Regions from separate parts of the Mus musculus genome. Here regions 1 and 3 are each linked to region 2. Evidence: chromatin contacts called from ENCODE POLR2A ChIA-PET data. All regions are on one chromosome and are shown on one strand. The core of a region is the stretch at or near the end of the contact, and the rest is flanking DNA. Distances in the headings are between cores, read along the strand shown. Region 1 holds the start of Stra6 (stimulated by retinoic acid gene 6). Region 2 holds the start of Islr2 (immunoglobulin superfamily containing leucine-rich repeat 2). Region 3 has its middle 22 kb from the start of Stoml1.

What was found. ChIA-PET counts read pairs that join two places held with the same protein, here RNA polymerase II (POLR2A).
Region 1: POLR2A ChIA-PET joins it to region 2 with 26 read pairs in Patski. The contact joins the promoter of Stra6 here to the promoter of Islr2 in region 2. POLR2A ChIA-PET finds 5 or more read pairs at or near these places in 2 of 5 experiments (Patski and embryonic stem cell).
Region 3: POLR2A ChIA-PET joins it to region 2 with 15 read pairs in embryonic stem cell. The contact joins the enhancer-like site here to the promoter of Islr2 in region 2. POLR2A ChIA-PET finds 5 or more read pairs at or near these places in 4 of 5 experiments (Patski and embryonic stem cell).

The regions. Positions count from the first base shown.
Region 1 is chr9:58,132,656-58,135,551 of GRCm38, forward strand. It overlaps Stra6 (stimulated by retinoic acid gene 6), which reads left to right and starts at 1,420. Exons shown (of 19, transcript NM_001162476.1): 1 at 1,420-1,793; 2 at 2,419-2,547. The coding sequence starts at 2,435.
Region 2 is chr9:58,200,594-58,203,917 of GRCm38, forward strand. It overlaps Islr2 (immunoglobulin superfamily containing leucine-rich repeat 2), which reads right to left and starts at 1,692. Exons shown (of 3, transcript NM_177193.5): 1 at 1,359-1,692; 2 at 687-779. It also overlaps the pseudogene 1600029O15Rik.
Region 3 is chr9:58,273,932-58,277,016 of GRCm38, forward strand. No RefSeq gene overlaps it. Among named protein-coding and RNA genes, the nearest start is that of Stoml1, 22 kb to the left of the region's middle. Within about 2 kb of position 1,685, at least 1 of the 3 ENCODE cell types and tissues checked has a DNase peak (open chromatin) inside an H3K27ac peak, as active enhancers do.

The DNA.
Region 1 (2,896 bases), core at 170-2,669, 68 kb before region 2:
GAATGAACAAGGCTTGGGAGGTGGCAGGGAATCCCTCTAAGGCAGAACAAAGTTGACAGGTAGAGGTATCTAACGATTGTCTTGTTCAGGCAATGGCCATAGTCTAGGACTGAGCTCTTTGTTAACAGTATCATGAGAGGCAGGGCTGAGATATGGATTGATTGCTCTCTATGCTGAGTGTCTGTGACCCTTGAGAGGTGAAGGGTATGCTAGGCTCTGGCATTGGAGCAGAGAGCTCCAGCAAGCCTGGCACGTAGCAGCCTTATGACATAGGACCATGAGTGAAGAAGAAGCACTAAAACAAGAAGTGGTTTTGCCAGACTGGATCTAAAATCTCTGTGATCTCGGAGCCAGGCACTGTCCTAAGGGAAAGAAAGAGAGCAGGGAAGGTAGATCCCTGTCCCCAGAGAGCCTGAGGGGCAGGATTTGCCTGACCCCTGATATCAGACAGTTCAGCGTAGGTTTCTGAGTTGTATCCGAGAAAGCTCCATCTTCACAATTCCTCTGTGGGATGGGGAGAAAGGCAGAGCCTTCTTCCTGGAAGATAGGATGTTTGGGAAGGAGGCAGCAAGGGTTCACAGGACTCAGGCCCCACCTGGCCTCATGGGCCTGGCTGCCAGCTGCAGGGGCCTGTGAGACTGAGGTTCTGTCCACTCTGAACGTTCACCCCGGAGCTTCCTTCTACAGTGAACAAGCAAGCTCCTCTCTGCTATCTGGGCCTGGGGACCAGCTGGTGTCCTTTGGAGCTCCACCCAAAGGTGACTTTCCTCAGGAATTCTCCTTCCTCCCACTGCTCTTTTGCAAACACAGTTCCCAATGGGACTGGTCAGGACAATCTTCCCCCTGCAAATCCCAGGCTCTGGAGGCTATATATGTTGGTAGGCTAGACCTCTGAACTGTGCTTTCTCTAGTCTCAGCATCCAGAGCAGTCCTAGAACATAGTAGGTGGTCAGTAAGCTTCTGTTGAAAGAATAAATGAATGAGTGTGTTTTTATAAGGAAGAGGGGGCTGTCAGATGGCTCTGTGGGTAAAGGTGTTTGCCACCGGGGACCAGTGACCAGTATTCTGTCCTCCCCAGAACCCACATGATGGAGAGAGGGGGTCAATTGCTATAAGCTGTCTTCTGCCATGGCATGTGTTGATCCCCCCTCCCCAACTACCCACCCACAAAATAAATAAATGCAATAAAAATGCTTTTAAAGCTTATCTGTACAAGACCGTGGCCCAAATCCCCTGCGGAGTACTGAAGGATTGAGAGCCTCAGAATGTCAGGTCTGAGCTGAGAACAGCTCTCTGCTTTGTCTGCCTCTTGCTCCTCCCCACAGGCTGGGCCAGGGAAGGGAGGGGGCAGCCAGGGGTCCAGCTCCTCTGGGAGGATAGGAAAACCCTCACCCCTTCACCGGGGCTGGAACAAGAACAGCGGCAGGCAGGCGAAGTTCATCTTCTCCCAGGTCTGGTTTGAGTTTGAAGGACTCATTTCCGCCTGTGGGGGTGAGTTATCTTCTTGTGAAATCAAGTCGTAAGAACAAAAAGGTTTTACTAGTGTAACACGTGTGCTCTCCCTCATATATACTCAGGAGACCATGTGGATAGGTTCCCTCCCTGTCTCTGTAGCCAGCCCCAGTAGGGTGTTGCCCTAAGATGCCACGATGCTGGGTTCTGAAGAGGGGCTATGCTTAGGCAGGAGAGCTTGGGGCAGGTGCTAGGAGGTAGGCATGTGCACGGTCAGCAGCCATCCATCTTCGGGGTCTCATCAAGAATTATGGTGTGTTCCCAGCAGTGAGGCTGAAGAGGTAAAGGGGCTGACTAAAGGCAAATGAGACTGGGGGATGGTCTCAAGGGAGCCTTGGTGAAGAGGGGAGGGCTTGGGCTGGACCCCAGAGCAGGAGGGGTGGAGAGACCAGCTGCAGGACAGACCAAGTGGAGCCAGCCACAGCCCGCCCGCCCACCCTTTCATCTCTGCGGCTCCTTCCTCCTTGGTCCCCCTTTCTACTCTGTCTGTGGGTCCATCTGGGTGGGCTTGGGGCGGGGAAGGAAGGGGTCTCTGCGGGCAGTTTGCACAAGAGAGATCTTTGAAAGTGGACCAGCTGGTAACAGGTCATTTGGTCCACTAGGCGCTCCCAGCAAGAGCCTGAACCCCCAGGGGTGCAGAACACTCTGTCAGACCACACGATTGGGTAGGGAAGTTCAAGAGAAGACTCCTGTCTGCCCCCACGCAATCCCCCCCCCCAATCCCTCCTCCAGCTCTCTCCTGACCTGCAGTCCCAGACGACTTTTCCCAGAGAGCTAAAAGCAAGAAAGTAACCTTTAGGATTAACAAGAAATGTTCCTTTGTTTCTTCTTCTTCTTTTTTTTTTTTTTCCTTTTAAGCCTCTTTTCACATTTGTATGCCCCTCCCCCCTCTTGTCTGGGGTCAAGGAAGAAGAGCTGGAGCATGGAGTCCCAGGCATCTGAGAATGGAAGCCAGACCTCCTCCGGGGTGACAGATGACTACAGCAGCTGGTACATCGAGGAACCTCTAGGAGCTGAGGAGGTGCAGCCAGAGGGGTAAGTGTGGCAATTGGCTCAGGCAGCCGTCAGAGCCGGTTTATGGTAGAGAGGTTGCCAAGATGGAGGCAGCGAGACCCTGGGCGAGTGTCTAAGATTGGCTTTGCCATTTATCTGCTGTGTGACCTCTCAGCGACTCACAGCCTCTCTGGGCCTCAGACTTTCTATAAAACCTGGGGACAACAGTTCTTGAACTATTATTAAGAAGGGCTTGAGGCCATGTGGTCCATAGCCAGCCAGGATGGGGAGCACTGTGTGTGTGGGGGGAGGGGGGTGTCACAGACCTCTGTGGTGCTCGGTGTAGGGTTTGTCCCTGGGGCTTTACAGGCATGGGAGAGTCAGGAACTGT
Region 2 (3,324 bases), core at 442-2,941:
GCAAAGCACTTTCCTGTGTACAGTGAGAAGGGACAGGCACAGGGACACAAGTCCTCATGTGAACCAGCCACACTCAGAGACATAGGTGCCACACTGCCCTACTCTGAGACCGAACCCCTAGCCGATGCAACATGGAGAACTTGTGAGGTGTGGTGTGGGGGATCTAGGCAGCCTCCACCCACTTTGCCTTCTCACCTCCCTGCCCTGGGCTGCAGCTCCCCTCAGGAAGTCACAACTGCTCAACCATGCTTTCCTCTGAGAAGAAAATCCTACCCCCTGACTAGAGCAGGCATGTTGTGGAAACAGTCAATAAAGCTTCCTCTTTGGATTCACAGAGCCCAGGCGAATCCCTCTGCCCACAGGTTTTTAGGGAACAGTCTCTAGCTAATAAGCCTGGAGACAGTCCAAGGTTCTATACTTCCCTCTAGAGCCTTAAGACGCCTGAGTGCATCCCCTGTCTCTAGACATACAAATATATTAACACAGACTCCCTGCCCCAACTTGAGGGTCCTGTCAGTCTTGGAAGACCCTCTCCTACACCCTGTCTCTGAGATTAGCGGGTCCCTTCTTGCTTTTGCTCCTAAAGGAGGCACCTCCCTTCCCTGTTCCTCCCAGACAGCCACCCAACCCTGACTAGGCTGGATCGACCCTGTGGACTGAGGTTGTGGGGCCCTTCCACTGCTTACCTGCTGCTCTCTGACTTGCAGTGTGATGCTGTGGGGCTGCGAGCCGGTCTCCAGACTCAGGTGACAGTCTAAGGGAGCTTCTGGCATCTGTTGCTGTGGCGGTGGGGAGAAAGGGGGAGTGCATTGAAAGAACTCCCCTTGGCCCCAAAGTCCTACTTCAATTTTTTTCTTTCCTTATCTGTTCGCCCTACTTCTCCAGGATTGCAGGTTTGAGAGCGGTCGCGCGCCCCCGTGCTCGGCGGGAACGCGCACAGTCTCCCACCTCGTGCTGCGTTTACATTTGTTAAAGCCATAGAGATCCTCTACTCACCTCAGGCTGAGACCTGTCGGTCTCAAGGGGCTCCATACGCCCATAGCCCAAGGCTCCGCCCTTTCCAGCCCACCGTACCCCTAGCACCCATTTTCTACTTCTCCCCACATTTACACATTCGATGACATTGTCACTATTCCTCCTTATGTCTCCAAACCCCTCCCCAACACACACACACACACACACACACACACACACACATCTTCACATGACTTTCACAGGTTAGAACTACTCGTCAACATGTAATAATCGCGTCAACGCGCTAAGTTCTCCCTACTTTCACACACATTTTCACAAGCACACCTTCACTCAAACACTCACCGTTCTCTTTTGCGCGCACACAAATATCCACGCTCACTCACCCTCACGCGCCCGTCCCGCCAGCGCCCGCGAGCTTCGCTTCTAATTGAATGCGAGCCGTTCTACGCCCCGCAACACGTGAGACAAACCATCTTTGAGGAATTTGGGAGAAAGAAAAGCATAGGACTGGAGGGGCGTGTCTTTGCCTTTAAACACTTTTTTCCCCCCTCTCCAAAGCAAGCAGTGGCGCAGAAAGACCTCCAGTGGGACCTGCTGAACTGCGCTGCCTGGCTCTCCCGGACCCTTTTCCTCCTGCCGCCTGCTAGCCTCCCCCTCCCCGAAGCTTCGTTCAACACGATGCATAATTGATAGTGTTAGCAGAACGCCTCACCCTCTCTGTCATATTTTGCCTGGATCTGGGCAGATACAAATCCTGGTTCCCCTCCACCCCCAATCACCGCCAGACTAATTCGCCAGATTAGTAGGCGCAGCCCTGCAGGGTGCGCGGAGAGGAGACGCCCACCTCCCCAGCCCATCGCAGACCCTGCTCAGCCTCTTGAGCCTGAACTCCACGCTCAGGTCTTTTGTGGCAAAACCAGCGCGTGCACTCCACTGCCCGTGGGCTACCTAGTGCTCACAGTGGAGTGGGTGTCTTCTGAGCTCCTAAAACATTAGGTTGAACTCACCCAAGTGTCTCACTCTGCCCTTGCTTGCTGCGGGCTAACAGGACACCAAGGTTGCCCACTAATAGTGGCTACAGGGACCAGGATAGTTACAAAAACCGTTTGCTCCTCTTGAGTGCTGTGGACTAGGGACTTACAACCCCTGAGCATTTCCTGCACCACCACCCCGCTCCTCAGTATCCTCTCAGCATCTCTAGCAAGCTGGCCATCAACCCCTGCATGCTCGCACCCCCCCCACACACACACACACTGTGAAAGCCTAGGCAGCAGCCACCGCCCTGCCATCTCACACCCTCATGTAACAGCTGGCCTCAGCAGACTCGGGACTCGCTGTTCTCTTTGGCAAACCCTGGACATTTCTTTTAGCGATGAGCAGGAGAATTTCAAGGGATGTCTAGGGATTTGACTAAAATGCATCATCTCACTCCCCCGCCTATGGCATCCCAGGAGACAGAGCTGCTAGCCAGAACTGGTAAGGGGGCATAGATTTTGAGAGATGTGTAGAGAGTCCCCTCCTTCTCTTTCATATACACTGTAATACTGGGGTGCTGGGGTCTCCCAGCCCTCATCAGAGTCAGTCTTCTGTCTTGGTTGGATGGCAGTGTGTTTGGGGCCTCTGCAGAGATCAATACCCCGATTTGAGTGTTAAGCATTTTAATGAGCTAGGGAGGGGGGCGCAGAGAGATGCAGGAAGAACGCTGCATCTAAAGGGACCACCCGGCAGGGTTTCTGAGGCTCCTTTGTAAATTAAATATGAACACACTGGTGTGTGCTCACTTTGGTCCCTCCCTCTTTCCTACTCCTGGCTACGGGCTGATGGGACCCCCACAAACTCAGCCAAGTTCGGAATCTAGAACTTCACACCTGCTCGGGCCTGGAAACCCCACAGACCGAACCAGGAGAGGGTGCTTGAGCGATCCAGGGAAGATGTCTTTGAGAAGGGAGAGGAGATGAGAACTCTGACTCCTCCCTGCCTGGAATCCTGTACGTCTGAGGCCGTCCAGCACAAGGCTCTAACCTGGGACAAGGCCTCAGAGATTTGGAATAGCCGCCCGATACCGACTTCTTTGTCTGCAAAGTAAGAGGAATGTCTGTCGTATTGTTCATGTTCTAGCAACCTTGAGGGGGTGGGGGGTGCCTCGCACCAGAAGAGGGTGTGGCAGCAGAGGGACGTTCTGCTGTTCTTAGTGTTCTGGGATGGAGAATCCTGAGGACTTTCCTGGTGGGGGAGAGAAAGACGCAAGGCGTGGGCGTTCCTCCGCCAGTGAACATCCACTCATCCGATTTTTACTTCTAGTCAGCTCTCTTTTTTTGAGTTTGGAGGGACGCAAGCCTGCAGAGGGAT
Region 3 (3,085 bases), core at 435-2,934, 73 kb after region 2:
CCCCTAGGCTGCTGGTCGTGGATGCTCTGAGTCTGAGCAAGTCACTAAGCAGCACTCCTCCATGGCCTCCTACGCTGCTAGAGTTCCTGCCCTCGCCTTTTTCAGTAACAAACAGTGATGTGGATGTGGAAGTGTAAGAGTAAGCAGAGTAAACCCTTTCCTTCCCATGCTGCTTTTGGTCAAGATGATTATCACAGCCATAGAAACAAACCCCCAGGACAATTGAGGGAGGAGGCAAGGAAGCCCTCCCTCTGTGTGTGCCTCCCATTTGGCTGTTCAAAGTCACATCTTTTACACAAACCAGTAAGCTGTAAAGAACATGTTTTGTTTTCTGTGAACTAGCAAATCATCAAGTCTGAGAAGCCGGATTGTCTTAGGTTAAGGAGAAATGCCGGAACTGATATTTGACCCTGGTTGGTGGGGCCAAGCCCTTAAGACCTTGAAGCTGAGCCGGGTGGTGGTGGCGCACGCCTTTAATCCCAGCACTTGGGAGGCAGAGACAGGTGATTTCTGAGTTCGAGGCCAGCCTGGTCTACAGAGGGAGTTCCCGGACAGCCAGGGCTACACAGAGAAATCTTGTCTCAAAAAACAAAAACAAAACAAAAGGCCTTGAAGCTGAAAGCCTTCTCCAGGTAGTTATCATTAGAATGGAACTGAGCTTCAGGGTGAGCTGTCCAAGAATCAGAAGATCGCTTGTTGGAAGTGAGAGTGTTCATTTGGCCTGTGCAGTCATTTCTAATGCCTAGCCCGGAGCTGCAAAGACACCTTCACAGCTCCCTCAGGCTGCCCCTTTAAGGTGACCACAGTCTCTCTCCTACTCCTAGTCCCTGAGAACAACTCACCCTCGTCAGTGAATCAGTTCTTTCACCCCACTGGTATATAAATAGATTCCTGTCCATAGTGTTCTTTGATACAATTTCACTCAGCATTTTCTCAGGAGGCCCACCCACCAAAGCTGAGTTCATTCTTCATTGTTGAGTAGCAAGCAGTCTTGGATGTGAACGAACCAGTGTGCTTACCTACTTACATTTGGGAAAATATCCAAGTATTTTATTTATTGGGGGCTATTACAAATAAAGCTGCTGTGAACATTGTGTCCAGGTCCTACTGGGGAAATAAATGTCATTTTCTCTGGGATAAATGTGAGACACTGGAACTGCTGGGCCTTCTGGTAAATCCGTTTTTAGTTTTAAAAAGAACCGGTTGTTTTGAAACTTGAGTCAAATGGAAGTATGACTAGAAAGAGGAGAGGGGGCGTGACTAAGGACTGTCACGCACTGGAACAGTGCAGTGCATGGGGGGATGGGGGGGGTGGTGGCAGCCAGCCACTCCAGAGGAAGCAAGTGTGACTCAAGCTGCTGAGAAGTGAAAAAAATCCTCAAGACACTGTTAGCTAGGGACATTGCCTCAGAGGGTATCAGGAGTCAGGCAGAGGACATGCGTGTGGGTGGAAAACCCTTTGATTATTTGCATATGTGAAAAGTCATTCTGAGTCTGTTGAGAGCCACAGGAGAGCTGTCAGTTACATCGTAACAGGAAGGTTACTTTGTAGCAGGAAGAGGCAGGATTTACTAAAGCGGTCAGAGTTGAGGTCAGAGGCAAGTTAGAAACGGAATTCCAGTGGCAAGCTCTTCCTGAGAAAGACAAGACCAGCTGTTCTCCTGGGCAGAAAATGTGGGGGTGAAGCAAGACTGTGCCCTTCCTGGCTATGCAGGAGAAAGGCTGGGAGACAGGGAGCACCACTTGGCAGGAGCACACATACCCTGCAGCTCCTGCCTGCTTGTGCATCGGAAGCACACTGGTTCCCTAGAATAGCTGCCAAAACTGTGTGTTACCTGGCCCCAGGGCTGCTGCAGACGAGGCAGGAACCAAGACTCTGCTCTCCAGGCAAAGAAGAAAATTTTGACACCTTTGCCCTGTAGGTGAGACAGGAACTCTGTCTCAGGCACAGAAACACTGTTGGGAATCCCACCTTCTAAGACCAAAAACATAGGCTCTTAGGAAGCTGGGCCGGAAGAAGCCAGCAGCACCCAGAAGCACCCTACTGGCTCCAAACACAGTGACCCACATCCACACCCAGCTTCTACAAGGCTTGCACAAGTGAGTAACTGTAACCACACTTACCACTAGTGGGAGAGCAAGAGGAGAATGTGGCACAAATTAACCTCAGACTTGGGGCAGAAGGGTTGGAAGTTTGAAGTCAGTTTGGGTTGTTTTGAAAGATAAAGTTGCCGGGTGTGGTGGCACACGCCTTTAATCCCAGCACTCGGGAGGCAGAGGCAGGCGGATTTCTGAGTTCGAGGCCAGCCTGGTCTACAAAGTGAATTCCAGGACAGCCAGGACTATACAGAGAAACCCTGTCTCAAAAAAACAAAAACAAAAACAAAACAAAACAAAAAGAAGAAAGAAAGCTAAAGTTATATAAACAAGAGCCAAAGGGAAAGCAGTCCAAAGGCAGTGAGAAGTAGACTTTGGAGTGACCTGGAGGGCAGAAGTTCAAGGGGTGAGCTCGTCAAAGGAGACAACAGTTCCCAAGGTATGTGCACGGGAGAACAGTGTCTCAGGAAACAGACAGTTAAAACCATGGAGCTGAGAGACAGAAGGGAGAGTCCCCTCTCCGCACAGTAAAAAGCAAGTGCGCAAAATTGGAGTGGTTATGGGTCATTGGGTAACTTGAAGAGCACTAACCAATTTAATCTGATGATAATTTATCCGTGAGACTTTCCACCCAACAACAGCAAAACCCACATTCTTTCCAAGTGAATTGTAGTCTTCACTCAGACCACATTCTGAGCCATAAATCAAACCTTGGTGAATTAAAAATAATTGGAATCATTTGAAATATATTCTATCATGATAACTAAGCTATAAATCAGTCACAGAAAAATATCTGGGAAGCTCCCAAGGATTTGGAAATCAAACAACAGGCCTCTAAAATAACTTATGGTTCTAAGAAGAAATTAGGAGAGAATATTAGAAATATTTTAATTAAGTGAGAATAATAATACAATTTGTCAAAATGTGCAGAGCACAATTTAAAGCCATGTTTAAGAAAAATATTTTCAAAATAGAGAACATGGGATGC